Regions from separate parts of the Mus musculus genome. Here regions 1, 2, 4 and 5 are each linked to region 3. A link is a loop called in an ENCODE intact Hi-C map of the cell type or tissue named here. Cell type or tissue: heart. All regions are shown on one strand. Each heading gives the region's core, and the rest is flanking DNA. Links, peaks and the distances in the headings are about the cores only.

The links. Hi-C counts contacts between places; a loop is a spot of excess contacts. Peaks named below come from ENCODE experiments on the same cell type or tissue, not always from the same donor. Only the 100,000 strongest peaks of a DNase experiment are listed, where the experiment ranks them.
Region 1: a loop joins it to region 3, with 2.5 times the contacts of the local background. A loop is called at or near these places in 2 of 42 quality-filtered maps.
Region 2: a loop joins it to region 3, with 4 times the contacts of the local background. A loop is called at or near these places in 2 of 42 quality-filtered maps.
Region 4: a loop joins it to region 3, with 6 times the contacts of the local background. A loop is called at or near these places in 12 of 42 quality-filtered maps.
Region 5: it touches region 3 in a loop (2.7-fold over the local background); 8 of 42 quality-filtered maps call a loop at or near these places.

Annotation. Positions count from the first base shown.
Region 1 is chr1:95,442,957-95,449,123 of GRCm38, forward strand. No RefSeq gene overlaps it. Among named protein-coding and RNA genes, the nearest start is that of Fam174a, 130 kb to the left of the region's middle. In heart, for the core only: no CTCF peak of the experiment used is centred there; a DNase peak (open chromatin) is centred at 2,785.
Region 2 is chr1:95,449,721-95,455,887 of GRCm38, forward strand. No RefSeq gene overlaps it. Among named protein-coding and RNA genes, the nearest start is that of Fam174a, 140 kb to the left of the region's middle. In heart, for the core only: no CTCF peak of the experiment used is centred there; a DNase peak (open chromatin) is centred at 2,271.
Region 3 is chr1:95,310,803-95,316,969 of GRCm38, forward strand. It overlaps Fam174a (family with sequence similarity 174, member A), which reads left to right and starts at 2,826. Exons shown (of 3, transcript NM_026321.4): 1 at 2,826-3,448. The coding sequence starts at 3,015. In heart, for the core only: a CTCF peak has its summit at 3,030; a DNase peak (open chromatin) is centred at 2,799; H3K4me3 peaks cover 1,591 bases; H3K27ac peaks cover 1,333 bases.
Region 4 is chr1:95,664,194-95,670,360 of GRCm38, forward strand. It overlaps St8sia4 (ST8 alpha-N-acetyl-neuraminide alpha-2,8-sialyltransferase 4), which reads right to left and starts at 3,401. Exons shown (of 5, transcript NM_009183.2): 1 at 2,956-3,401. The coding sequence starts at 3,068. Gm30431 (predicted gene, 30431) reads left to right here and starts at 3,508. Exons shown (of 4, transcript NR_166710.1): 1 at 3,508-3,963. In heart, for the core only: no CTCF peak of the experiment used is centred there; DNase peaks (open chromatin) are centred at 1,048, 2,048, 3,458 and 4,428; H3K4me3 peaks cover 3,343 bases; H3K27ac peaks cover 526 bases; H3K27me3 peaks cover 2,006 bases.
Region 5 is chr1:95,759,455-95,765,621 of GRCm38, forward strand. No RefSeq gene overlaps it. Among named protein-coding and RNA genes, the nearest start is that of 4930598F16Rik, 46 kb to the left of the region's middle. In heart, for the core only: no CTCF peak of the experiment used is centred there; no DNase peak of the experiment used is centred there.

The sequences.
Region 1 (6,167 bases), core at 356-5,355, 130 kb after region 3:
ACCATTCTTCTTCATTTATTCTTAGTTTTGTCTAGCCCTTTCCTAGTTTCTCTTCTTCCTGTTACCCTATTCCACTTTATTCTGAGTATACTCCCCTGTAGTTTCATTTACCCACATCCCAGGGTCTTCTCCTCTTTATCTTCTCCTTGGGTTGTAAGCTCACAAGTTTTCATGCAGCTTCTAATTAGTCTTTATTTTGTTTGAGCCTCTTGACAACTTCCCAGTTTCCCTTTCCTCACCCTTCTTTTAAGCTTGAGCTTTTCTGTCTTTGGTACTCAGCCTTTCTTCTCTCATTTACCTGCATTTCATTATCCTTCCTTTCCCTTCTAGTGGCCTATTTTTAGTTTTCTGGCTTTCACATGTACTTCAGGTTAAACACATAAGTAAATTTAAAAGAAATCAAAGCTAGAATCCACATATGAGAGAGAACATAGAACATGCAGTCTTCATCTTTAGGGCCTTAATAAAATATAATACATCTTAATAAAATGTAAGATATATTATAAATTAGACATAAAGCCCACACTCCCATGATAATAAATGAATGACTCAAATAATAATCCCCTTTAACACACAAGATAAAGTGATCTTAATATCATTGACTAAATTAAAAAGTAGCATATGTGGAAATAAAAGTCAGATTTCTCAAACACATAGATATCATCAGATGAGGGTCATTTAATGGCATGCATTTTGGGTGCATTTATTATTTCTGTAAGAGTCTAGATGTCCATTAAAAGAATTACATTTAAAAGTTTACATTGCTAAACTCCATTTTAACCAACTGCTCCTGCACTAGTCAAATAAATATGCATGTGTATATGGGTGTGTACATGTTTGTGTTTGTGTGTATGCATGTATAGTAATAATTGAGAGGAGTTGGAGGCAAGTGACATGGGGGATTGAAGAAAGAGGAAAGAAAGATGTGATGTAATTATACTTTAATTTTAATCTCTCAATAAGCCAAAGTAATATATATATTCACATATATTATAGGTATATATGTATTTATATGTTTTATTTATGTAATTAAGACAATTATTACATATGACATATAAACATATAATATATAATATATAAATAACTATGTAGTGGATTTATGTATTGTATAGGCAATATTATATATAATTTTATGTATTTTATTTATATATTGTATTTATTAGAGTGGCTTACTGTGGTCCATATAGTCCAAAAATGGCTAGAAACCCATCCACAACCCAAGAATCCAGTAGTTGTTCAGCCTGTGAGGCTGAATGTCTCTGATGGTCTTCTGTATTTGCTATTTGGAATCCTAAAGTAGAAGGCTCTAATACCAGTGAAAGGGTTAACTTGCCGTTCAGAGTGAGGGCAAGCAGGCAAAAAGCAGGAGCTTCCTTCTTTCATATCACATCAGTCAATTATAGTCCAGTGGCAGACCCCAAATAATCCCAGGTAATTTAAAGCACATATTGGCCTTGATCGGTGATGAAAGAAAGAACAAAGAGCACACACACACACACACACACACACACACACACGTGAATGCACTCACACATACAGGTGACTACCTACCTACATATATACATGCATGCATACATACAAGTTGGATAGATAACACACGTGGGTAGATCTGGAAAAAATGTGAGATGAAGAATGCCAATTATCCAAACGCATTTTAGGAAATTCTTGAAGAATTATGAAAATATTTAAAGTATTGTGAAGAGACAACCATTCTGCCTTTACCCACCCATGTATATTACCCCATGCACTAACCTCACTCTTATTTCTGCCAGGAGGCTTGTCCAAAGCACTCAACTTGATCCTATATTCATAGAAATCGGTAATCCATACCTAAGCCGCTTGCTGTTTTACACTTGGATGAAGATATACTGTAATTGTATCAATTAGGAGACAGGCTGGCCATGCTAGCACTTTAAGAACGGTGAGCTTCTCCTTTTGTCCTGTGAACAGGAATGATGAAGTGTGTGATGCTAAAGCCAGGTCACAGGATAGCCAATCCAGTACATTTAGAGGAGTCAGCATCATGATGGAACTTGCACCACTAAAACCAAAAGAAAATGCTGGAAAGGGACTAATGTCTTATAATATTGCCGAATTTTTAATTTAAACCATATACAGCCTATCTCTTTAAATATTTCAAGTGCTTGTGCTAATATAATCATTTCCTTTGCTTCAATTGAAGGTTTTGCTAAGTTATTTTAAAGAACAGGATTATTATTATTTTTTTTTAGATTCAATTCTGTTAAACAAGTCTTTAAACTTTTGGTCTATACTAAAAAGTATTTTAATATAGCTGACAGGTTGTAAATTCTTTCCAATTCAGAAATAAAGGTGAGTGGGAGGGGATTCCAAGCTGGTTGAAAAAGCAGGGGCAAGCTAAGCTCCTAAAGCCAGGTTGTAGGAGTTTTATGCAGCCTGAGAGAGGATATGAACTTCACAGGAAGGACAATCTTTTTTTTTTTCTCAATTTTGCTAATAGATCCTTTAGTAGCTACTGCACTAAATAAAGGGATTAATTATGGGTTACATTAGTGGTTATATTTGTTCCTGTTGATGCTGTTCTGTTTGCAGCTTAACAGTCTATGACCTTGTGGAAGGATAGCAAAGAGCTGGTATTTTATGTCCTAGAGTAGAATGTTCTTTCTCTCACATAACACAGATCCGACTCTGGCTAGCTTATGTGGCCCCAGTAGGGGTGGTTCCCAGGCCCTCTGCTTTATTTCCACTGCCTGGGTTGACTTGTGGACTGTGGGAAAGTGTGCAGCATCATAACAGTGAAGTGACCTCTGAGCAGAGAGCAGGGACCAAACACCAGGAAGGACAGCAGGACACAGTGTAAGCACATGACCTGTATGCGAGGCTCATCCTTCTGGTGAGCAGATGTAATTAACATAGAAGCTGAATTTGTGCTTCGGCTAAATTTGTTTGGCTAAAACCAGATTTGGGGGGGGGGGTGAGTGGAAAAGACTATTTTTCATCCAGCAATAGTAGGTGTAAAAGAGTTTTCTTTCAGAGCATGCTATGTCTTAAATCTAGACATCAGAGTCTCCCATATGTCAGTCATGGAATAGTGTTTCTTGATATTAACAGACATTACATTAGAAGAGAATGAGGAGGGGTGTTCTGATTAAACTAAATCAGAAAAGAAATACAAACAGTATAGGAATGTCTTCAATGTCAGGGCACATACAGTTTGGGTCTGTTTTACTACTGTGCAAACCTGTGTGATTTCAAATCAGAAGAGGAAGATGGAGCATCATTAGCAGTGATTCTAATTCAGTGGTAACTGATGTATTGTGGGAAGGACCTAGAGGTGATATAAAATTTCTTGTCCAAAGGGGCACACTGGTGCAGTGCCCATCTGGGTTTGGGCATGCATGGAAACTACGGGAGGACTTAGGGACTGGGTAGATTCACTAGTAATGCACACAAATTCTCTTCCCTACAAAGCCAGGTCCTGAAGAGATGACGTAGGGAAACGGATCAGTCCAAGCCTGTGAATGTGGCTCCTTGCTGGGCCTCATGGTGAAGGAGAATGTTAAGATGAGGGACCTATGGCTGCTTCAATAAACATCCTACAGATTTGGTGCCTGGCTACACCTGCCTGTGGAGCTCAGCTTTCTCATTTTTTAAAATTCAAAAATTCTTTGAATTTTTATAGATATTTTATTTACATTTCAAATGTTATCCTCTTTCCTGGTTTTCCTTCCAAAAACCCCTATCCCACCCCTGTTCCCCCTGCTCACCACCCCACCCACTCCTGCATCCCTGTCTTGCTCTTCCCCTACACTGGGACATCCAGCCTTTATAGGACCAAGGGCCTCTCCTCCCATTGATGTCCAACAAGGCCATTCTGTGCTACATATGTGGCTAGAGCCATAGGTCCCTCCATGTATACTCTTTGGTTGGTTGTTTAATCCCTAGGAGCTCTGGGGGGTACTGGCTGTTACATATTGTTGTTCCTCTTATAGGGCTGTAAAACCCTTAGGCTCCTTGGGTCCTTTCTCTAGCTCCTCCACTGGGGACCCTGTGCTCAGTCCAATGGTTGGCTGTGAGCATCCACCTCTGTATTTGTCTGGCACTGGCAGAGCTTCTCAGGAGACAGCTCTGTCAGGCTCCTGTCAGGAAGCACTTGTTGGCATCCACAATAAAGTCTGGGTTTGGTAACTGTATATGGATGGATCCCCAGGTGGGGCAGTCTCTGGATGGTCTTTCCTTCAGTCTCTGCTCCATATTTTGTCTCTGTATCTCCTCCCATGAGTATTTTGTTCCCCCTTCTAAGAAAAACTGAAGCATCCACACTTCATTCTTTCTTCTTCTTGAGCCTCATTTGGCCTGTGAGTTTTATCTTGGGTATCCCAAGCTTTGGGGCTGTCATTATAAAAAGTATCAGATTTCTGTAGATTTTGATCCACATTTCATTTTGGTAGATTCTTTCCCTGTCCACTCCACAACTGCTTTGCTTATTCTCTCCTAATATGCCTCATTCCACTTTCAAAGCAATGGATTCCAATGCCCTCCTCATTCCCCTACCCCCAAAGCTCTTTGCTCTAATCTCATGGTTTATTTCTAGTTTTATGAAACTAGAATGTTTACTCAAGTTAAAACTGAGAGACAGAGGTGCCAGTGTGGAGAAAAAAAAATGCTATTTTTTTCTCCATGACCTATGTGAGCCTTAGGAAACTTTAAGGCCCATCCAGGTTGGGCTTCAACCATCAGCTCATACAGCTTTGTTGCCAGAATATGACATGTCAGTCTTTCAGGCTGCAAGACTATTTAAGATAGTTTCTAGTAAAGACAAACATAAGTGATACCTTCCACACATTCTTTATGGAGAATGAAATAGCCATCTTTCTTCTGCAGTAACATAGTCTATTCTAGGTGTCTCAGTAATATTTTGGCTTCTTATTAGGTCCTTTTTGGTCTTAGTTTATTTGTCAATGCTCTGGTTATTTTGGTTCTAGAGCTAGAGACATAGCTTCATGTCTAACTGAGGAACAGAGTACAAGCACATTCTTAATCACTTGTGAGCTGTGTTTATGTTAGAATCATTACATGACTGTGCAGGATCTGTGCATGCTGCTTCAGGCTCTGTTAGTCCATTGAGAACTCATGTTGATTCAGAGTGGTGGTTCTCAACCTGTGGGTGATAAACGTTTTGTAGGGGTCCTATACCAGATATCCTGCATATCATATTTTATATTAAGACTCATAACAGTAGCAAAATTACAGTTATGAAGTAGCAACAAAATAATTTATGGCTGGGGCGTCACCATGACATGAGGAACTGCATTAAAGGGTCTCAGCAATAGGAAGGTTGAGAACCACTGGTAAAGAGCATTTTGCTTTTTGGTCTCTTTAAATTGTCCTATGCTCATAGGCTCTTTTGTTCTTTACTCCACCTCTTCTGCCCAGTTCTTTAAATCCTGAGAGGAGGGATTTGAGGGAAACATCCTGTAGGGCTCAGCATTTCAAAGTCTCTCACCCTGTGCATGGCTTCTGGCTGTGGGTCTCTTTATTTGTTCCCATCTGTTGCTGGAGGAGGCTTCCCTGTATAGAAGGCACTAGGTAGTCAGCATAATTGCCAATGTATAGAAAGAGCTCAGTAGTCACTATTATTGCTTTAAATGTTTTCTGACAATGATTCCCATTTTCCTTGAACCTTCTCTTTGGGTTTTCCTCTGGCATATACACAAAAGGAAAGACATAAAACCATACAGATTTTAGCCTTCCCTAATTCATCTTCCTGCTCCTTTTCAAATTTTCTTACACTTAAATTGGCTAATTATTAATATGAGTGTCATCATATTTGGGATATTTTCAAGTTTTTTGGTAGATGAGTCCTATAGAATATGTACACTCAAATATTTTTCATAGGGCTAAGATAAAGTAAATAAAAACACGGTGAGAAGAGCTGCCCAGTTCACACACACTTAACAAGTAAGCCAATGGTTCTCAACTCCCTACACTCAACTTCTGCACTGTGGGCAAAATGGTACCTGAGCTCACTTCTGAATCAGCCAAGCGCTGAAGCCTTGTGGGGTTATAATTAGACAGATAATAAAATGGGGCTCCTATCAAATTTTTCACACATTTTAACACACCTGACAGTCTATCCAAAGGATGTGTCTCTCAAGACAGACTTGCTATGGATGGCTGGGTTTGCC
Region 2 (6,167 bases), core at 381-5,380, 140 kb after region 3:
TTTTTTAAAAAGGCACTATATGTTTATTGAAGATCTTTCATAATTGTTGAAGGTATCAAATATGTTTTAATAGATCATAGAATTAGTATACAATACTAAGAGCAACAAACTCTAACTTTATAAGCAACCATACTAGAAAATTTCAAAATGACACACAGCATGGATTGTAGTTTACAATTAGCAGATACAAGCAAATCAGTAATGTCTTTGTGGAAGGAAGTTGCCTTCCTCTTTCCAATAGCCCATTTAATTTGTAGTTTCACATAAACTAAAACTTAAGGCTTACTTCTTCTTTGACCACAGTATAACAATTTAAATTACACATCATGAAGAAGAATTGATAATATAAATTCCACACATATGGAACCAATAGCATCTTTCTGACATGGACTTTCTAACGAGTTTGAAGAGAGCCAGATACGTGGTGAATACAAACCAGGACACTTGCCCAGTAGGCTTCAGTGTCATGGACTCACATTCTCTTTGATATCAGTACTGATAGGATATTAGAAAAAGATCAATGACCTTTTGTACTCCAATCAAAATGTTCTATATTCATGAATCATTGTAGCTAAAAAAAATAAAAACAAAGACTACCAGAAGAAAGGGAATAGCAACATAAAAAATATACTCTTTAACATTTTTCTTCTCTCAATGAAGGACTGCTCACAAAGGTTGAGACTGTACAGGCTAATCGCGATGAAATTCTGTCCAAACTGAAGCAAGTAGTTTATCTATGTGTGAAAATCACTGCTTTTGGAATTTGAGAGGTCTAAACCATGTCTCTGACTCTCTGATTAATACTATTTGTATTCTCTGAAGCAAGAGACATTGAGGACATTTTGGAATTCAGATTCGCCAACTTAAAATAGATATAATAGCCTGCATTTTGAATCATTATTAAGGATAATATGTGTTTGTGTAGCTCAACTGTGGGAGGAGTGAATATACTTTGTACTTTAGACTCATCATAGATGATGAGCATTTCTTCTGCAGTATTTATCAGAGTTTTTCAAAGTTGGGCTTATCTCTTCATGCATATATGCTTCCGCATACACCTGATTCTTTGTATGCCTATAGGCTTTTTTGTAAGCTATAGTCTCCAAGTATATGGTATCTATGCAGATTTAATTAGTTGTGTGGCCAGTGGTTTTTGGTGTTGTTGCTGTTGTTTTGAAACTTAAACACAATTCTAGCTTGTGGACATCCGAGAAGGGCACTGAAAAGATTTTCTCCTCTCTGCTTCAGAAAGGCCAGAAGCAGGAAGTAAACAGAATTAGTTCAGTTTCAGCTACACAGATGCAATTTCCTCTTCTTGGGGATAATAACTATTCAAAGCTGATGGCTTTTAAAGAGCAAACTGTTACCCAATTTCCTTCCTCTTTCATCAGTTTTTAAAATGTTTATCTGTGGAAAACACTGTAAAGGCTTACACTCAAATGATCATGTTCCTTGTGGCCATTTACTAGTACACATCCTGCCCACAACTGAGAAAGCAACATCAGAGTGTTACTGCATGCAAAACTGTGCGAGGAAATGCTCCTGTGCCTTCTCACGCGTAGTGCTGACCACTGTCCCTCAGGTGGTTTTCTTGTCACTCCAGTGTTAAGGTGAACTTTATAGACAAAGGGAAGGTGATTAATTTACAAATTATATCGTATTATTAGGAGTTAAAAATCAAATTCTAATATTCCTACACAAGCTTTCCTGAAATGTTTTCTATGGAAAATGCTGAGACGATTTATGAACGCAAACTTACCTGCCCCACCTGAAATATGATGGCAAACCATAGGAACCATTGTGTACATAGATGAAATATTTGTCCTCTTGCTATAACATATTATTTCTAGATGCAAATTTCACTGAAGTAACATTATAACAATTCAGTCTTTGGGTACCTAATTCATGGTCATAGTTCACTGTTACATGATCATAACCATTTTTTCTAACTTAACCTAAGTTAATTCTATTGGAATACTAACTTACAAGCTGCAGTAAGTTTTAAATTTTCCTGTTTTCTTGTTCAATTTGCCAGCATTGTGAGCAGATCTGTATATTATGCACTCAGTACATACTCTAAATGTATTTGCATAAGGAGTAAGTAAATTAACAAATTAATGTTTGAAGTAAATGATAAAGCTAAAACTATTATATGTTTTTAGAAATCAGCAACAAAGCAAGAAATGCTACTTTGTTCTTAATTGTTCTATATAAATACTTATAATAATAGGTCGCCGGGCAGTGGTAGCTGTAATTCCAGCACTCCAGAGGCAGAGGCAGAGGCAGGCGGACTTCTGAGTTCGAGGCCAGCCTGGTCTATAGAGAAACCCTGTCTCGAAAAACGAAAATAAATAAATAAATAAATAAATAAATAAATAAATAAATAAATACATACATACATACATACATACATACATAAATACATAAATACATAAATAAATAAATACATAAATACATAAATATGAGGTCGACCAGTTGTCAATCCTTTAGGTTTTTGTTTTTAATTCATGTGATTAATAGATAGATAGATAGATAGATAGATAGATCTGTTCTTTTTCCTTTTCATCTTTCCTATAACACTTCAAAAGTTCTATCAATTGTGATAAACGATTTGTTTTATCATCTGTTTCTTGGAGTCACCAAAGTTCATACAATGTTATTTATTATTACCTAAGCCAGCTTGATAATATGTGTCTTACTAATGTGTTGACATTGCATTTGCTAAGACCTGAAAAAAATAATAATCCTAGCTAGCATTCAAACATAGAAGAGGGAAATCTCACAAGACCACACCATTAAATGAAGAGCTACAAGAAATTAATGGCTGCTGATGGAGGGAGACTACATCCTCTCTGGAGACAAACTTCTCTGCAATAGATTACCTAATCCCAAGTGGTCATTTCTAAAGACACACAAACACACACACACACACACACGCACACACACACTATATCTACATCTATCCTACATCTATCTATATCTGTATCTGTATCTATAAGCAACACTAAAGATACTCAATGTGTTATATTTATAAATTCATATAAATAGAAATGTATGTGCAAATTGACACACATGTAGTGTGTGTGTGTGTATTTCAAATATAATAGTTAAAGAATAAGAGACCAGGAATTTAAGACACAGAAGCAAGGCAGATAAAGGAGGAGATGTTGGGGAGAGAGAGGGATAGAAATGGTTTAAATACCATATTCACATATGAAAGTCTAAAAAAATACATAAATAAAAGCAAAAGGAACCTTTACTTATTATAGTTGCAGTTGCTTTAGACAAATTATCCTAATTCAATATCTGTCTTATTATTTCTTTAATTTAAAATATATGGGTCTGTTCTGATGATTAATATTGTACTGCCATGAATATTTGGTATTAAGAATATATTTTAAGGAAGTTGAGACACAAAATGTTCAGTCTTCAGGAAGTAAACTATTAAAATGGAAGCCAAGGCATGTACAAGGTGAGATGACCCAGGAAAATCTGAAGTCCAAGGCCACCCTATATAATAACAGTCCTAAGGACTTAGTTTTGGAAAAATGCCTTGTCTGTTTCCTTAGGTCCTTGGAGAATTCATTGTTTTACTTCTGCATATGAGAATACATGTGAGAATAATACTTCCAAAAAGCAAAATAAAATAATATTTTTGCATTTTGCTTGATTCACTCATGTTTGTCTTTGAAATTTAATAACTCAAGTCTCCTTGTTACAAGTACTTTACATGTTCAGAAACATCTATAATTTTATGCTTACTGTTTATTTAATACTTTCTAGTTCTCTTTGTCTACTCCCCATACACTCCACCCTCCCCATCTCAATCTCTCTACAATGCTCTGCTGGGCTGACACTTGCAGTGACCTCCTGCTTAAGGTTTCCAAGTGTCCTGATTGCAGATTCCAGCTGCGAAGACAGGTTTTGCTTTTTAAAGTCTAGAGCTGTAAAAAGCAGATGTCGCAAATCTTGTTTTTCTGTTTTATTACAATATGAATCACTTTGATAACATATACATTTATTAGTATATAACCTTAAGGATATATCTTATGCATGCTTACGTGTAGTAGCAATAACATTTGCAAAAAATGAATGCATAGATTTCTTTTGCCTTGCTTTGACATACTTAGTTCTTAACAATCTCTTAATTTGGCCTGGTGGTGAGACATAATTTTGAGAATGACATACAACTTGGAGGATGAATTCTCATCCCATGACAATGTCATTACCCCTGTGGCAGTTCCAGGTTCTCTGTGGTTATCCACTCCTGCCATTATGTCAATTACAGATCTAGATAACTTGTCAGAACAGAAGTTTTATTTGTCAAGGTAATTTTTAAAGATTATTTTTCTATTCCTAAACAAATTGATGGTGGGTATTGATAACCATCCTGGAAGATCAGAACAATTATTTAGCTTGTAAATATCTTTAGATTTGCTATTTGCTAACTCATATATTGTGAACAAAAATTAAGTTTAAAAGCCATAGTTTATCCAAATCAATAGCATTTCTGCGATTATAAATTTGTGATTTATATGTTCATTTTGTTTGGCCAAACACCATTGTATTGGGAACCCTGCTGTCAAGATCTTCTTTCACTTGAAACTATTAAAAGAATTCAGGAAACCAAATCCAAAGGGCTATTGTTTTCTATATTTAAACCTCTGTTCTTGTTTCAAGCTTCTGTATACAAGTTAAAGAGGATTTTTCTGGAATGCATTCAAAGAGCCGGAGCCAGAAACAAGAAATCCCAAATGGAATTCTTAGTAAGTTTCCAGATAGCTTACAGTTTGAGTAGAACAAGTTTGGAATGGGTGTTTTAAACATTTCAATTCAGTTCACTTAGTTTCAACAAACACAGGAAGGTACTGCTTTAGGACATAAGAGCAAAAACAAAAGATGAACGTTTGTTGTCAAAGGAATTGGGAATCACTTGATTTAGGTGAGTGCACAGAAAAAAAAAATTGTGTATAGCAAATCCTAAGTATTTTGTCACTAGACATTATAGGGTGTGATTTATAGTGATATTAACTTGCTTCTATAGTAGGTGACCATTCCCATAATTATCAAATTATCACTATATAATACAATTTTATAATATATAGTATTGTATAACTTTATATAAATGTTATATAATTAGAAACATAATAACCCTGAGTAGAGTAAAGGAAAATCATAGGTAAAGAGATCAAGTAGGGAGACTGTGTGAGAAGAACTATGTTAGATTTAATTCAGACTCTGGTGTGTGCAGAACTTTCACCTGTCCCAGGAGACCATGAGACATTGTATCAATAGTCAGTAAATGTGTATCAGTTAATTGGTTAGTGAATTATAAATGAATAAAACAACATAAACCTAGGAATTCATACATGACACATTAGAGAAAGAGGAGGGGCAACCCTGTGACCTGATTGTCTCAATAAAACTTTGGCATAGCCATTAGGAGTACATTATTTCTGTTTCTTTGTTCAGTAGCAGAAACTTATTTATTTTGCATTTACACTGACATTAGAACTCTGTTTTGCAGATTCATTGGGAGTGGTATTGATTCACTCTTTTCACTAACCAAGATATTTGACATGAGCATTTTGTTTTCCCTGATGCATTTGCTACTATCTTTAGATTTTTTTCTTTAGAAGTGAAGCCCAACAGCATCCCTGGTCTCCTGGTCTCTCATCCTGAGCCCAAGATCTGAAGACAGATTGGTGTGTGTGCATGGAGTTTGTGTATGTGCACATGCGTACTTGCGCATGTGCCTCTATTTGTGTCACATGTGCGTGCATGCGTGCGTGCATGCGTGTGTGTGTGTGTGTGTGTGTGTGTGTGTGTGCGTGCGTGCGTGTGTGTGCGTGTATGTGCAAGTGTGTGTGTGTGAGAGAGAGAGAGAGAGAAGGAGGAGCACATCTGTTGCTTTAACTTACCATGTCCCTTCCAGCATTTGTTGTCTATTGTTCTATTGTTCCATTGATCGTGGCCGTTCTAAGGGAGGTTTAAGTCTCAAAATTGTTTTGTTTTCCATTTCCCTAATTGCTAGTGATGAACATTTTTGATATACTTTTAGTTGTTCTCTACTAATGAGACTTTTTTTTTTTCTGACTCTTCGTTTTTGAGTTCTTTGCATAATTCTGGATATTGAGTTTTTGTCAGTTGTATAGCAGACAAACATT
Region 3 (6,167 bases), core at 738-5,737:
ACATTGGAGAATAATTAGTAATTTTTTTCCTATGGATGATTTAACTGGCAATGGAATGCCTGTTAATACCAAGTTTATTTTTTCTCTACTGACATAGCTGTGTTGGAGACCCAAGCATGTCCTTTTTAATGCTGAACTCTAGAGGTTCTTCAAAAACTAGGTACATTCATATCAACTGTAACAGTTATCACTGAACAAGAACAATCAACAGCATCAGTTGAGATTTATTTTTTAGGTTAATATTTATTTTCCTCATTAGACAAAAACAAACAAACAAACATATTGTTCCTCTCTATGTCTGTTCTCTACTACCCTTCTACTTGATACTACCCTTGAAAAGAATATGATAACTTCAGTACTCTGATCCTGGAAGAATATAAGAAGTTACCAGGTATAAATGAATTAAACAGGCAGCCTAGAACCAAGTACAGACAGGTTTAGGCTGAGATAGCTGACAAGACTTTAATCACTCATGTATGAAAGAGAAATGTTTACTTGGTTTATGCCACAATGATTTTACGGTGACTGGTTATTGCCTATTATCCTAGAAATAGCAGATTGAGACAATAAGCTAGAATTGGGCAAACATAATAATAAAGCAGTAAATAATCTGTTTGCTGGAACCACAAGGGGTCTGTATTTAGCAATACTACTAGACACACCTGTCTTAGCAAAATTATCTTCTATCTCAGTTTTCTTAGTTGTAAATTAAGAATAATAATGGTGTATTTTTGGTAAAACAAGGTAATATACCTTAAAGCCTGCCCTCACAGTAACATAATACTTTCTCTAATAAGGCCACACCTACTCCAATAAGGCTACACTTCCTAATAATGCTAATCCCTGTGGTCAAGCATTCAAACACATGAGTCTATGGGGTCCAAACCTATTCAAACCACCACGCTTACTTTGACTCTGCCTTTGATCGTTTTATAGTTCATCCAGCACCAATAGTGACAAAGAAAAAAAATTCAACAAGGAAAGGTAAATACAGAGGAAGCTACTGTGCCCAATATTGCAAAAACTGGGGACAACACAGAAGACTCTCTCCTGGTGGCTCAAAAAGTGACCTCAACCATCTATTAAAACAAAACAAAACAAAACAAAACAAACAAAACAAACAAAACAAAACAAAACAAAACAAAAAAACAGGTGTTACAAGAATGTCTATACTGACTACAGCAGACCTGTGGGCAAATGACAGTGTATCTGCACAAATTATAGCACAACACCTATTGAGAATGAAGAACTATGTTTGTATCAACCAGAGATCTCTTGTTGGCCAAGAGGTTGTTATGGAGGCTTTTTTGACCCCTCGGGAAAATACTATAGAGTCAATTACATTATAATTAAAAGATGCATTGATTATCTGCTAGCAGGGCAATAGTCTTAAAGCCCAAGCTCATGCATGTTGTGAGGAGTGGTATGGGGAAAGGCTTTTTAAAGACAAAACCACAAGATCTTCAATATTTATGCAAATAACCAAATACTGGTCTTTTCTGCCAAGCTTACGTGGGCAAGGCCAAACAATCTTTGGGTATCTGCATAAGTAAATTACACAATTAAAAAAGCAGCTAGTCATATCATAATGCCATGGCTGTGCATTTCTGTATGTGGTCACTGAGTCCAGGTTACTGGGAGCTTATCTTCAAGGGACTGGAGTCAGAGACAAATGGCTAATGGGTACCAAGTTGGATGCTTAGCATAAAATGAAGTTTTGTTAACCCTCACAAGGGAAATACTTCAGCTCTTGTTTGAAAATGCCTGCAAAATTAAGTAGAATTCACAGATACCTGTCTTGTGACGTTCTGCATTTTAAGATTGGAACAGGCTGTCTAGAACATGTCTTCAGCTGTGATTTTAGAGGTCCTCTATAGCTACTGCAGTGTCTTCAGGGTAATCCTAATAGTTTCCAGGACATGGACTAAATTGCAGTTCCAGACCCTTAAACAGCTGACTCTTGACAGATGTCTGAGAAAGCCTTTTAAAAAATCTGTTTATAATAGACTGAAAGAAAGCTCAAGAAAGAACTAATCATATTTATACACAACCCATGCTCCAATGCCCCAGGCAGGTGTCTGGTTTTTCTCAGTGTTACTTGATGGAAATCTTAGATAAAGGCAACATTATTCAAATGTAAGAGAACTAAATTTGGAGTTCAAGTTCTGTAAAGTAAACTAGAGTAGGCAGATCACAGCCCCAGGTATTTGCTAAGGTAATATACAAACTTTCTCTCTTCCATAAGTTCAGGGATAGTTTTGCAGCTTGAGGCAGCCCATAGCAAAAACTAGTTAACAGGGGCACAATTTTCTTGTTGGTTTTATTTCAAAAGGATGACTGTAGGTCTCTGGAAATTGACAAGAGAGGTTTTTACAAATATTTACACTTTAAAGGGGGAAAACCTGAATAAACAACTTTACATTTTCCAAAGAAAGGGATTCCAAGAATAGTCGATACCCTTACAGCTAGAAAAAGCTCTCTTTAAAGTTTGTGATCCTCCTGAGGGAACTGAGAGGAAGTGTTTACTGATTAGATGTAGTTATGAAGTTTGACATCAAGGAAATTAAATCGAGTTTCCTATTGCTCCCGTTTCCCCACTTGGAAAGAACTGTAGGCATAACTGTTCATCTTGTTCAGGTTACCCACTCTGGCCCAAGCCTTTTCACTATTAGGAACACTCCTGAAACATGGAAAACCTAGTTGGGACCTCTCAGAGCGTCCCACAGCTACGCGTGCGCAATAGGCTCGAACCTCTGACGTCACTGAGCGCAGCCCGCCCCTACATATTAGCAACCGGAGGCGTCCGTAGCAGCAGTGGCTGCGGGGATGTACGAACTTCCGGTTGTCCCGGCAGGCTGCTGCCGCCGCCGCCGCCGAAGCCACCCGGCGCAGTCTCAGCCACCCGCTCTCCTCCGGAGAGTCGGCTCTGCGGTTCCGGCGCGCCCATGGTCGGCGCTGCGGACCGGGAGGCCGGCCCGGCGGCTGCGGCGTGCTGAGAGGCCGGCGTGGAGACCATGCCGACCCCGCGCGGCTGCTCCGGGCCTTGCCACTTCCTGGCTCCGGCCTTCGTGTTGTTGTTGCTGCCCGCTCTGAGCGGGTCCGGGGCGGTACCGTCGATGGTGGTCAGGGAGGTGCAGGAGTCCAAGTCTCCCAAGCCCGGGCCGCACACGCTGTCGCCGCTTCCTCCGGGCCCCACCGCGGCCCAGCCTCGGGGCCAAGCTCAGTCTGATGCTGCCGGGCTGCCAGGCGCGGAGAGCCGCAATGACAGCATCCCCGGGGCGGGGTCTGAGGCGGACGGCCTCGAAGGGAAGGCCGGAGAAGGTTCCCAGGGTGGCAGCCTGGCCGTGAGTCCCAGTCCTGGCGACAAACCCATGACCCAGCGGGCCCTGACCGTGTTGGTGGTGGTGAGCGCCGCGGTGCTGGTGTACTTCGTGGTCAGGACCGTCAGGTGAGGCACAGCCTCGATGGGCACCCCCTTGCAGCCTAGACCTGGCTGACAGGTGACCTGCTCCGTGAAGCAGGGACAATGTCTGTGACCTGGGCTTGACTTAACCCCTGCCCCCGCCCCAGCGTCAGGAACTGGAATCTAAGACCATCTGGTTGGCTGTCTTAATGGCCTGTGCTGCCTTAGCTGGTGACACAAGCTGTTGCCTTTCCTTTAGAAATCAGTAGCCTAACCTCAGCATCTTGCTCTCTGAGGCTTGCCTCTGCCTTCACAGACCCTGAAGTAGAAGTGCTCTTCCATCCCCAGGAATTTTGATTACAGTGCGGTGAAATACTTCTCTCACTACTCTGCAGTTGGTGTAACTAACACGTTTTGCCTGTTAGAATGCACTCCTATTTCTGAGGCAGGGTACCATAAAAGTAGCGCACAAAGTCCTGATTGGATGTTTCACTTTTGCAAAACTTGCCAATTATGTTTCTTAGATGGTGCCCTTAATCTATCCCAAAGTTAAATTGTCCTCAATTAATTGGGCGCCACATCTCTGGAGAGGTGTCACATAGAGGAAGACCCCCAAGCAGAAGGGGCTAGCTAGCCAAGAGAACAACTGTGGTTTCCCTTTCCCTAAAATGAGAGCAGATGGTATTTTGTGAGATCTGTACTGGTTTGTTTATTTCCTGTTTTCCAAATTACTTCACACTTTCCCATAACTACACACTACCGTTACTTAATGTCCTTAAATCCTCAAAACGAAATGTGGATTTTTAAAAAATAAGTACTTGTAAATGGAAAGCCAACATGGCGTGTCTTAAGTGGTTGATTAAAATGGTACGGTGTTTCTGTGTCGCCCAAACAATCTTATGGAATCTGTTTTTTTTACAAGTCTTCCTTAGCTCCTACTTTACATCTGTTTTCCAAATAACACATTCTCTTACAAGTGTATGAAATACAAAATATTTACTGGTAAGGCTTGAAATTCTACATTGGAACTGATATCAAGAAAATATGTCTTGTCACATTTTAGTGTTGTATATATTCTTAAAAAGAATCAGAAAAGGGTATTAAAGTGCACCCTTTTCCAAGTTGATATGTTTTTGAGGGTGGATTTTCTTTGTATCCATTAACCAAATTTTACAAATGATTTGATGCAGGCACAAATTTGAAAATCTAGGGTCCCCCCCCTTTTTTATTTTTTTGTACTCGGTTTAGGCCAAATGTTAAATAGATTTTGAAGGAAAAAAAGTCACTTTTTACTAGTTTTGGTTTTATGAACAGTTAACTTAAGATTACATTTTTAAAGCAAGTGTTCAATTTGTTCAGAGTTCATTGATGCTAGGTTAGAATCCACAGTTCTAAGCATATAAAGGAATGCAAGGCATTTGAAAGCCCCTCACATAAGCAGTATCACTGAGCTGGAGGCTGTTGATTTAGAAAGTTCAGAAAATCCACACCCACTTTGTCACTGGGGAGTTAGATAATGCTCAGAAGTTATTAAAAGCTCATGACCACCAAAGTGAGACTTCTTGATGATTAGAAATCTTAAAAGAAACTTAAATCATTTTTACTATGCAGTTTTTAATGTAATACTGTACGTAGTGCCTATAAGGACCATATCATTCCTGGTACATAGAAAGCACAGTTATACTGATCGTTTTCTCCATATGCTTCTTGGTTTTGGTATTTTATTTTTATTCCTCCTTATTTGGAATCTTTTATATAAACAGTTGCTGCTGTTGCTTTTCTGTGTTCATTTCCTTACAACTTGAAAGAACTCAGCCTTTTCTGATTCTCTGGGATAATTCCGTATCCTGTTGTATGAGAAGCACCAGATTTAGAACTGTGGCTGATAAAAACTGCACACTCCAGGCAGCATCTCACACGTGGGCGCAGTCCAAGTTCTACATTTAGTTGGCTGTCTAACATCCAAAATGTGATTGGTGCTGACTAAATCTTGGTATATCCAGAACTCGCTCTCTTTACTTCCATATTGTGTTCTTTATCCTCATTATGGTGGTTGCTCATTTTGGCGCCTTTCCCAAAGTATGTGTGACAGAGAACCAGGGCTGCTTACTTGTGCCAAGGGAGTCCATTCCCAGGTCACTTCTGTAACCGATGATGTGGGCTGAAACTGATTATTTTCATTGTAAAATTTTATTATATCAAACTCTATGAGACTTTAAAAATGCTTTGTCTTAATCAAACATGGTATCACAAATATTTGGATAGAAATAACTTATTCTGGTAGTATAGGATTATTCCAAGCAACAGCATTCTTTCTGTAGAGGAACTTGAATACATCACTAGAGTGCTGTAGGAACAAAGTAAACTTCGTACGATGAATACAGCTTCTCTCTGAAAATGGTACTTGTCTGTTCTGTTCTATACTGTATGCCCATTGTTAAACTTTGTAGCTCTGTGCACGGAGTATAGAGCGCATAATGTTGCTTAATGGATGGGCCTTCATTCATGCTTTATGGTGCTGAATAGGTAAGTGGTGAGGATAAACATAAAGGGTGATTGCTACTTGCTGATAGAAAAAGAAATACTCAATTACTATTTAATTTCTTTCTTTGTAGGACTTTCTTCCTATAGTAAACTGTGTAAGGCCAGAAAACAACTATAGACAGTTATTACAATTTCAAGGGTATATGTTGATTATATTAAAAAGTTTCTATTATAAGCTTAGGATTAACTGTTCTCGTCTTAAAGCAAACATTTTTTTTTC
Region 4 (6,167 bases), core at 677-5,676, 350 kb after region 3:
TCTTGTTGAACACACTGCTAAGGTTCCTCCAGAAATAGAGGACGGCAACCTTTCTCAGCTACTACTTTCCTTTCTGTGTACAATGAGTGCTTGATGCTGAAGAGTGAGTGATGCTCCATTGGCTGTGCGTGGGGACTCTGCTAAAGAAGAAGTGGTTGGATAGAGAAACCTCCTATCTAGTGGGAAATATTCATGGTGTTGGGGACTCTGAACTCAGAGAAATGTAAGATTAAAGAACTTGGTTGGAGCTACTGCCAGCCTGTAAGGCTTGCAGTGCCCCCCAAAGGCTGTAGCCTGCCTCTATGGTCTCACTTTTAAATGAAGTTTTGATCTGGCCTTCAGGGCCCCTTTACTCTTTAAGTCATTTCAAAACTGGCCTCCCCATAAGCTTGCACAGAGACGAGATGGTGGGTTAGCTGATGAATCAAGTGCTCCACCAGAGGCACTGTTAGGGAGTTGAAAGAAATCATGTGCTCAGGTCACCCCCCTGAACGTTTCATTCAGGCCAAAAGGGGATGAACATCCAGAGACCCCAGCTACCCTGCACTGCTCTTGGTAACACTGGCCCCACCCTGTGCCTGAGTCTGGAAGCCCAGAGCAGTCAGGATTTCTCCAGCACGTGGGTGAGGACTGTCTCCACAACCCTGTCTCTGCCTTGTTCAAAAAAGCTGCAGTTGCGGGCTTTAATTAAAGAGGAGGAGCTTTGAATGTGAATTTTTTTGTTTGTTTGTTTGCTTGACTGTCACAAATGAAGGCAGGCTTACTTCTTTCTGAAATGATGCTCACACACGAAACACACACGAAACACACACGAAACACACACACACACACACACACACACACACACACACACACACACACACACACACACACACCAGTCTTCTCATTATCCTGCTCTGACTACTAGTTCTTGTAGAAGAAAGGGTAGACACCAGCACGGCACCCGGTACACCTCTCTTCCTGTTTTGATAACTCAAGCGCTGGCCTCAAGCCTTCTCATAGGAACTGGGAAGAAAGAACTGGCAGCTCAGCTTGCAAAGGGTGCGGAGGCACAGCTCAGTAGAGCTAACCCAGTCGCTGTGTGACTGTGGGGCTGCAGCTCCTCTGATGCCAGGGCTGTGCAGACCCTCCCTTGATTTCCAAAAAGGCCAGAGAATAAATGTCACTGTGAAACGTGGAGTGTCCTGGATCTGATATTTTCCTTTGGGGCACCCGGGATACAGGCCTCCTTCCTGGAGGCAATTTATCCGAGCAAGGGAATGACTCCTTTGCAGGGTTTGGACATAGTGTTCATCACCACGCCCACTCCTGCTCGCTAGGGTCCCAAACCACTGGAGTCCTGTAGAAGCTTGGCCGCTTTGTCTAAGCGCCGGCTCCTTGGAACCCAATCAGTTCTGAAGGGAACAAAGAGCCTCGATTCGCAAGCCCCAGCCTCCGCCTCTCCCAGGAGTTCCCACGCGCGGGTTCACCACCTTCAAGACCCCTTTGTCTGCCTGGCAAAAACAGGTCTGCTGGGTTTATTCACACCCCTCCCAATTTTTCTTTTCCACCATTGACATGGATTTTCCAACCATCCACTTCTAGGTAAACGACTTCACCTAATTCTTTTTATTTATGTATGTATGTATTTATTTTTCCTCTCATACAAACCTTGAATAGGTTTGTTGAAGCATAAGGACCATTCGGCCCACTCCTTATTAGTGTTCCTTTCTCCTAGAGTCCCCTTTGAGCCTAGTACTATTAGCTTTATGCAGAATAGCAAGTCCTTCCGGGAGGATACACCTGCGTCTTACTCACTTCATTGTGACTGATTACTCAGAGAGGAGCGGGGATATTAAGAAAAGAGCTGCGTAAAGTTTCCTAGTGTGTGTTTGAGAAGCTCTCTGCCCCGCCCCCCACACAAAACCGCGCACACACAAAAATGCCAAAGCATCCTTCTTCGTTTCAAAGATGCCAGAGACAATGTAAAAACAGAAGGAAATCTCAGCCAGTGCAGTTTCCGACTGTGGAAAGCTCCGGACTTGGGAGGATTTCCGAAACAGGACTTTTAACAGAGTTGACAACAGGGCCATATCCTCAGATGTGCGCTTCCAAGCCTTGTCAGAGACAAGAAGTTACAAATCGCTCGCTCTGCTCCCGGATAGACTTCAAAGGCAGAGAAGCCAGGGGAGAGAGGAAGGAAGTGAGATATTTACAGAACTTAATGGGGCGGAGATTTTGATCACATCTTGACAAACTCAAAAAAAAAGAGCAGATATGGTCTGTAAAGGCGCAGTTCCCAGTTCCCTTCTAAAACTGTAACCATGAAACCCGGGAGTTTTATACGTAGAGGAGTGAATAAGGAATTTTCCTTATTGATACTGAAATGTCTAACTTAAAGAAAGAAAGAAAGAAAGAAAGAAAGAAAGAAAGAAAGAAAGAAAATAGATCTTACAGGCGTCCCCTCCCCCAACAAAAACAAACAAAAAAGAGTAAAGACCCACTTCACTTCTGTGACCATAAACTTTGGAGAACGCCGCTTTTTATGGTGTCCTCATAGACTGGCGGGACACAGAAGGAAAGAAAGAAAGAGAAGGCTTGAGGAGTAAAGACATCTCTGAATTCTGCTCAAGCGTTAAACTGACAAGGGCACTCGTTCTTTGTTGACACTTCTGCAGTGACTTCTTTGGTGAGCTGCACCCTGTGCCAATACATCTTTCACCACCACCACCACCACCACCACCACCACCACCACCACCACCACCACCATTGCACAGGGCAAGTTAAACTCATCCTAGAACCAGCATGGGAAACATGCACACACACCTCCAAAGAGCCTTTGTTATTTAATTCATGACACTCTGCACAAGCACGCCCAAACCAATACACACAGCACTCCAAAAACGTCACTCTCCCGGCTCTAAGCACACTTCACTATGGCTTGATTTGGTGTCATATCCTTGAACATGCATTTACCCGATGAGTTGCGTCTCTTGGTGCTCCTCAGTTCTGGCTATTTCTTTTGTCTTATAAAAGATCAGGAGTAGACTTATAGTGCAGATGGTCCACCGTTTTCTAATTGAGCGCATCTTGGGTGCCCGGGAAAGTCCTGGTTGTCCCAGCTCAGGCACCTTCTCCTGGTATAAAGGCTCCGTTTTGGGATGATAATCAAGGGGGAGAAATCTGAAAATTGCGAAGGGAGCGTGGAGCCGAGATCCCAGAATCAGGTCGCTAGGATGTTCAGCGGTGGAGCTCTCCCGGTTCTCCAGCGCTGCCCAGCTCCCTGCCGCGCAGTTAGCGCTTACCGGGCCCGGGTCGCTCTGCGCCGCCTCCCTGGGGCTCAGGTTTCTTTTCAAATGTGACACCTTGTGCATTGGAGGTGGCGGTTTCTTCTGCAGCTGGGCTCGGGGGCGTCACTGGCCCTTTCCTCGCCGTAGCAGGGAAACGATAAGCAAGGCCAGCCAATCACCGTGCTGAGGGGGCGGAGGCTGCTGTTGCCTTGCGTTACTGGCGGCTGCTCGGAGAGTCGTTGTGAGCTCGGTCTGCACTATGCCGGGTGGAGGAAGCTCACAGTCGCACGCGGACGCGTTCTTGCGCACATGCCCCCAAACCACAGACACACACAGAACCACACTATCTCCTAGGACGCCCAAACGTCAAGGCTCCAGATCCGCCAGCTTCGACACCAGCATTCATCTCATCTGAGAAAGATGAGACTCATCCCACCAGAGGAACGCAATGGCTAGGGATAAGGATAGCTCGAGAAAGCAGCCTATCATTCAAAGCGTGTTTGCTAAACATACGTAAACGCACGGGCGAATAAACCCGACCGAAGCACAGTGAAATCCAACAGGGAAGTGGAAGGGGAACGTTCATTATTCAGTGCACAACTCTGTCTGGAAAATACGATTATTCACAGGAGCTGATGAGCTGATCTCGCCCGCAGAGTGGATGGGTAATGAGGATCCCAGCTTGAAGCTTGAGGTAAGCAAGTGAAGTCGGAGGCATCCTTACGAACATTATGGACACTTCTGTGACCCACGCGTTGTCGTTTGGAAACTCCTCACGAAGTGAAGGCAAATCCAATGCCATTTAAACTTCACTGCTGAGACCAGAATTCTGAGAAAAGGCAGCGTCCTCCGGCACACCCACCAACACATTCGTAATCCTAGGGAAGAAGAAAGGAAGGGTAAAAAGCAGGAAAGGCAGGCTCCTCTTGAAAATCCAACTGAAGTGTATTGGGCTCTGATTTTCACCCCTCTTCCCGCCTACCTTTTTTTTTTTTTTTTTTTTTTTTTTTTTTTTTTTTTTTTTACTTCTATTGTATTGTGCAGCTGGCGCGCTTTCTGAGTATTCTAGCTGAGCACCTCTCCATTCCTAGTTTCTGGCACATTCAAGAGAGCTGACTGCTCAGGCTTATCACACCTAACATCTACATGCTTCCTCAGCAGGAGACAGAGCCTGGAAACCAGACTCCTTCCTATCTGTGTGCCTTGGCCCCAGGATTCCAGAGGCTCTGAAGTCTGACTTCCTGCTCCTTCACTGAGCAGTACCTTTGCTAGTCCATTAGCCCATTAAGTTTGCACTTTCCACATCAGCAAATGAGAAGGCTCACCACCAGGATTTGGGTATCCTTGGACTTAGGAAGAATTCAGAGTGACTCAAGGAGCAGCATTAAGTAGAAAGACATGACCCTTGCTTAAAACCCGAGGTTCTAGAACCTTTGCCTAGCTGCTGAGGTCTTTAAAAGTAAACCAACAGAGCTTAGTATAAGACCCTGTTTATGTGTGTCAGTTTCTATTCAAGGTTTAGGAAGTTAAGTCTCCTAAGTTTTGAGAACCTAATCTCTGCAGGACAGGCAACCAAAGAGCCAAGTCTAAAATGCATCAAGGAGCAAGCAATTATGAGTCTTTATTGACATTACAAGTGGCCTGCTGGGAGCCTTTCCAGTGGATTGATGTCCACGCAAATCCTGCTTACCTTAATGCATTTTAGTTACACAGACTTCTCAAGTAGCAGCAGGGAGAAAAATAAAACAGTTTCTCATGGGTTAAAGGGAAGTGGTATTGGCTGGGGTGTATAAAAATGCTGTTTGTTGCAAGAAAAAATATCATGTTCACATGCAGAAAATATCATTTTCATTTTTTCCTCTATTAGTTCATTTTCTCTCAGGTAAATGCCCAACTTTAAAAACCTTTTGTTTTTATATATTGACCTTTGCTTATGTTTCCATACATAGAACCAAATATAATACATGTCTAATCACAAAAGACTTTGACTTTAGCTAGAATGCAGAGTCATAAATGAGTGAAATTTCTCCCAGATCAGGAAATCTATCATCATTATTCTCAATTCTTCAATATCGGCTGGCTTGGGTAATTGGCAATACTATTCTTTTGCATACAGTGTAATGGTTTGTAAGCAAGCATGAACCTTTTACAATTAACTACCACTTACAGACTATCAGTTAAATAATCTTCAATTTGTAAAACTCAACTTGAAGATTGTCTTGTGAGATATATCTTTTTCAATTGTGCTGTTCAGAAACACCTCCGTTTGTAAGAACCATTTTAATTTCTTAAGGCTCACATTTTAATTGTGTGTAGACTCTTGTCTCAGCCTAAGCGTTTTATTGTTCTATTACTATTTCTTATCACAGAGTCTTTTGAGATGTTAAAATTACACACACACACACACACACACACACACCACTGCATCCATGTAGCATGTTTTCTTCTCTCTCTCAAAATTATGCTATGGAATTCATAAACCAGGCTCAGGCCACTGAGACTTTGCTGGTAAATTTACTCACCATCAGTCCTAACAAAGGAGTTGAATCCTTAGGATTCACATGGTAGAAACATAGCATGGATGTCTGCAAGTGGTCCTCTGATCCACACAATAAAATACATGTACACACACACACACACACACACACACAAACACACACACACACATTCACACACAAACACACACACACACCAAAATCAAAACAAAAAACCACATAGGCCCTCCTATTCTTTGAGTGACAGTTCTATGGAGTCAATTAGCAGTTGTCTGGTCTCACTTTTTATAACTTTGTTTTCATAATTTTTATTTTCTGCTTTAATCTACTGAGGACGGCTCAGTTTGTATTTAAATATACAAAGTAAGAAATTCTATTAAAGGTTTCAGACTGTATGCTTTGA
Region 5 (6,167 bases), core at 361-5,360, 450 kb after region 3:
AGTAAAGTTTGTTTGTTTGTTTGTTTTATGAATGTGGGTGCTTTTACATTTAGAGCATAGATGTTACAAATTGAGAGTTCATCTTGGTAGATTTTTCCTTTGACCAATATGAAATATCCTTCCTTGTCCTTTTTGATAAGTTTTGGTTGAAAGTTGATTTTATTGGATATTTGAATGTCTACTCCAGCTTGTTTCATGGGATCATGTACTTGGAAAATTGTTTTCCAGACTTTTACTCTGAGGTAGTGTGTGTCTTTGTCACTGAAGTGGGTTTCCTGTATGCAGCAAAGTGCTGGGTCCTGTTTATGTATCCAGTCTGATAGTCTGCCATTTTTATTGGGAAATTAAGTCCATTGATGTCAAGAGATATTTAAAAAAGTGATTGTTACTTCCTCTTATTTTTGTTGTTAGTGGTGGAATTATGTTTGTATGGCTATCTTCTTTAATGTTTCTTGAAAGATTATTTTCTTGCTTTTTCTAGAGTGTAGTTTTCCTCCTTGTGTTTGTGTTTTCCATCTATTATCCTTTGCAGAACTAGATTTGTGAAAAGATATTGTGTAAATGTGGTTTTGTCATGGAATATCTTGTTTTCTACATCTATGGTAATTGATAGTTTTGCTGGGTAGAGTAGTCTGGGCTGGCATTTATGTTCTTTTAGGGTCTGTATGGCATCTGCCCAGGATCTTCTAGCTTTCATAGTCTCTGGTGAGAAGTTTGGTGTAATTCTAATAGGTCTGCCTTTAAATGTTACTTGGCCTTTTTCCCTTACTGCTGTTAATACTCTTTCTTTGTTTAGTGTGTTTGGTGTTTTGACTATCATGTGACAGGAAGAATTTCTTTTCAGGTCCAGTCTATTTGGAGTTCTGTAGGTTTCTTGTATGTTGATGGTCATCTCTTTCTTTAGGTAGGGAAGTCTTCTATAATCTTGTTGAAGATATTTACTGGCCCTTTAAGTTGGGAATCTCTGCTCTCTTTTATACCTATTATCCTTAGATTTGGTCTTCTCATTGTATCCTAGATTTCCTAGATGTTTTGGGTTAGGATTTTTTTGTATTTTGCATTTTCTTTGGCTGTTGTGTCAATGTGTTCTATGGCATCTTCTGCCTCTCAAATTTTCTCTTTTAGCTCTTGTATTCTGTTGGTGATGCTTGCATCTATGGTTCCTGATCTCCTTCCTAGATTTTCCAACCTCAGGGTTGTCTCCCTTTATGTTTTCTTTACTGTTTCTATTTCCATTTTTAGATCTTGGATGGTTTTGTTCACTTCCTTCTCCTGTTTGATTGTGTTTTCCTATAATGCTTTAAGGAAGTTTTATGTTTCCTCTTTAAAGGTTTCTACCTGTTTACCTGTGTTCTCCTGTATTTCTTTAAGGGGGTTAGTCATGTCCTTCTTAAAGTCCTCTATTATCATCATGAGAAGGGATTTTAGGTCTGAGTCTTGTTTTTCTGGTGTGGTGTGTTGGGGTATCCCGGACTTGCTATGGAAAAATAATTGGGTTCTGATGATGCCAAGTAACCTTGGTTTCTGTTGCTTATGTTCTTATGCTTGCCTCCCACTACCTGATTATCTCTAGTACTACCTGCCCTCGATATATCTGACTGGAGCCTGTCCTTCCTATAATCCTGGTTGTGTCAGAACTCCTCAGAGTCTAGCTGTCTCTGTGAGCCTGTGATTCCTAAGATTCTGGGTGTTTCAGACTTCCTGAGAGTTAAGCTGCCTCTGAAATGTTCAGATTCTTGTGTGACCAAGCTCCTGGGATCCAGGATGTGTTAGAGCTCCTGGGATTTGAGTCTCCTCTGGTGCTGTGAGACTGGTTGCAGAGATAGCATCCAAGGTAAATCAGGGCAGATCAGAAGGAACCAGAGCCACTGGTTGGGCATGATTCCTGTGCTCCTGGATCCTGCTGTTCCCAGTTATTCCTGGTGGTTTTAGAACAGATGTTGTGTCCTGCTCACCCCTGATCCTAAGATCCTGGGCATGCTAGAGTGCCTGGGAGTGGAGCCTCCTCTGGGTGCTGTAGGACTGGCTGTGGAGTTAGTACCATTTATCTCCCTTATTATTGGATTCAGAAGTTTCTCAGAATTATTTATTTTTCTGACTTTTACACTCAGGTACTTAGTATATAACACTAATAGAACCTACTCTCAGCTCTTATTTTAATTGAATGTATTAGATGAAAATCTGTGGTCAGACTTTATTGAGTCTGTATCAATATTTAAGAGCTAGAGATAAAATAAGCATCAACACACCACAGATAATTGTGAAATAGACAAATAATGATGCAGTGAGCTAAAAGGTACCAACTTTATATGTTGTCATTGGTTCATAGATTAGATAGGTATGTTTTATTGTTTTCAGCAAAAAAATCAAACAAGGCAAATAAAGTCATTTGACATTCATTTGAGGATTTTTTCAATAACTCAGTTGTAATTTTTGATGACTCACAGAATAATAATGCCATAATACATTGATTTATTTTGTTGTCAAAACAGATGAAAACATATTTCTTTTTAATCTGTGCCTGTTTCATACAACAGAAATATTAGTGATATGTGTGTATATATATGTATATCATAGATACTGAAATTGTTATTCATCAAGTTTAATATTTATATAAATGACATGCACAACTCAACATTTGACATAATGGTTAATCTTAAATTTAAGATTTATGCTTTACTTATATTCATATTCTAAAATTCATCATGTTTTTCAAGATAAATTTGTGTGTGGAGTAGTAGGATATTAAATTACTAAGATATTCTTTCTTATCACCAGGCTTCCTGAAAAAAAATATGTCTTATTTAAATGGATTTTTAATATGGCAACGTTTCAGCTATAGGAATGCAGCACATTTATAGGTTTGTGGATTACAATCTCTATTTTTCATTTATGTAGGTTATTTGTCTTCCTTTGGTGTTTTAAGGAACTATGACAGAAAGGTTTGTGTGGCACAGAAAGAAATCAGAGCTCCACCTAGAGGCAGAGTGGCATACTGCATTCTGGACCAGGAGTAGAGCCTTTTTTCCCCTGGGAGTTACAGATACTATTCCTTCACAGTGTGTAAACAGGATATGAAGCCAATGTACTTTAATGTAGCAAAAACAATGACGTTATACTGGGGAAAATGACTTAGACTAAAAATTTCCATTAACTATAATATATTTACAAAAGTTTAAGCACTTGAATTCTGCCTATGTTAAGGAGAATTTTAAAATTAAAATTCCACAAGCAAATGTGAGTTGTTTGTACTGAAACAGTGCTGTTGAAAGCCATGGTAAAGTTCCAGTGTTAAAATCACTAGAACAATAGCCAAATTATAGATGATAGTATGGAGAATTTTAATGCATGGTATAATGTAAATGAAGAGAATTTTAACAATGTTCTTGAATTACATTGAGCTGAAATATAAGAGAAAATGAAAGATGAACAGTGCTCACAATCAGGGTCATATTTGTAATTTATTATTTAAGAAGGATCATGTATTCAGGTATCTGCTCCTGTGATTCCTGGAGAAGAGTTTAAAGATGAGTGACAGCTGGATCATCAGAAAGCGGCTCTGGAATGTCAGGAAAAGATAAATGTTTTGACTTCAGTACTTGTGTTTTAAGATAGGCAAGAATGTCCTCTGCATTACAGAACACTAGAGAATGTGGTAAAGTGATACCAGAGCAAGTGACGGGAGACATGGCTGGTCTTAAGTGGCATATAAAATAACATAAAGAAAAATTAGAAGTGTAATTTTTAAGAATGATAATTTCAAAGAATGCATTGTCTGTTTAAAGATGAATTCTGGGATCCCACTGAGGTTGGAGTTTGCATGGTGCTTATGCTGAGAAGCAAGGCAAGAGAAGCTGGCCACAGGGTTTCACCCTGATGGTTTCCTGGAGGACGATATCAAGTAAGGGGATAAATGTTTAGAAGATAGTGTGTATATAGCCATACTTTAACCATTGGTTTGACACTGGGGTGACAAGAAAGACCATGAAATATTCTTTGTTTCCTTCTCTTTTTTTATTCTTCAGAATATCAATGCATGTTTCTCCTGAAACAAACTACTTAATTCTTGACCTTAGATTTTACCCCCAGAGTCCTAATCTTCATTAGCATCACATTCCTGTACACCTGGAATGAGTTTCTTGACTTCTGTCTTTCACTTTATGACACTTTGGATCCCCACTGGACTTTTCTTGACATCACACAGCAAGCCATCCACTATTGCTGGTTTTAATTAGCACCAGTCCTCACTAGACGAGTTGGTCTGAGGTTGTATATGCACTAACATATCAAGAATACTCTACCCTGAAGGGCAACCCTTCCTATGTGTGCGCTCCTGTGTTTGGAGCTGGTATGACCACTGAGAATTGTTTTCTGTTTGTGAAGTTCATCATGATTCAGGATTAGAGGTTTATTTTCAAATTGTTTTCATGTTTTCCCTTCATATGGTATAAAGCATGAATTAAACTTATAGAAGATTTTTTATGGAACATATTTTTAAAAAAAATATTTCACTAGTCTTGATCTTAGAGGTGATTTTTAGGCTTAAAACATCAATGACTTTTTAAAAAATATTTTTATTAGGTATTTTCCTCATTTACATTTCCAATGCTATCCCAAAAGTCCCCCATATTCCCCCCCCCCACCCACCCATTCCCACTTTTTGGCGCTGGCATTCCCCTGTACTGGGGCATATAAAGTTTGCATAACCAATGGGCCTCTCTTTCCAGTGATGGCCGACGATACATATGCAGCTAGAGTCAAGAGCTCCGGGGTACTGGTTAGTTCATAATGTTGTTCCTCCTATAGGGTTGCAGTTCCCTTTAGCTCCTTGGGTACTTTCTCTACCTCCTCCATTGGGGGCCCTGTGGTCCATTCAATAGCTGATTGTGAGCATCCACTTCTGTGTTTGCTAGGTCCCGACATAGTCTCACAAGAGACAGCTATATCAGGTCCTTTCAGCAAAATCTTGCTAGTGTATGCAATGGTGTCAGGGTTTGGAGGCTAATTATGGGATGGATTCCTGGATATGGCAGTCTCTAGATGGTCCATCCTTTTGTTTCAACTCCAAACTTTGTCTTTGTAACTCCTTCCATGGGTGTTTTGTTCCCAATTCTAAGAAGGGGCAAAGTGTCCACACTTTGGTCTTCGTTCTTCTTGAGTTTCATGTGTTTTGCAAATTGTATCTTATATCTTGAGTATCCTAAGTTTCTGGGCTAATATCCACTTATCAGTGAGAACATATTATTTGAGTTCTTTTGTGATTGTGTTACTTCACTCAGGATGATGCCCTCCAGGTCCAATCATTTGCCTAGGAATTTCATAAATTCGTTCTTTTTAATAGCTGAGTAGTACTCCATTGTGTAAATGTACCACATTTTCTGTATCTATTCCTCTGTTGAGGGGCATCTGGGTTCTTTCCAGCTTCTGGCTATTATAAATAAGGCTGCTATGAACATAGTGGGGCTTGTGTCCATCTTCCCAGGTGGAACATCTTCTGGATATATGCCCAGGAGAGGTATTGCGAGATCCTCCGGTAGTACTATGTCCAATTTTCTGAGGAACCGCCAGACTGATTTCCAGAGTGGTTGTACAAGTTTGAAATCTCACCAACAATGGAGGAGTGTTCCTCTTTCTCCACATCCTCGCCAGCATCTGCTGTCACCTGAATTTTTGATCTTAGCCATTCTGACTAGTGTGAGGTAGAATCTTAGGGTTGTTTTGATTTGCATTTCCCTGATGAACATCAATGACTTTTAAAATGTTCAAAATATCCTAATGTGAATAATTAGTAATTTAATTCTATTACTAAATATACTTATTCTTAAAGAAGTACAATTATTAATAATCTTATAACTCTCTCTAAATTACAGTGTTTCAAGAAAATTCTTCAAAATATTTCAAAAGTTTAATGTTTCATCTATACTTTAAAATATTTTGCTATCATTATTAAAATTCTCTCATGTACTATTCAAACTGTAGAGGACAAAGAGGTAATATTAAAATTCAGTAAAATTTATTATAATTGTGTAGAAAAAATGAAAAACAGTTTGGCTGAAGACATGTTTAATAGATGATAATATAGTAATAATGGTCTAAATAAATTTGTAAATAAATTAAAATGTAATAGGCATTGCTTTGAATGTCTGGAGAACTTTCTCCTCCAGATA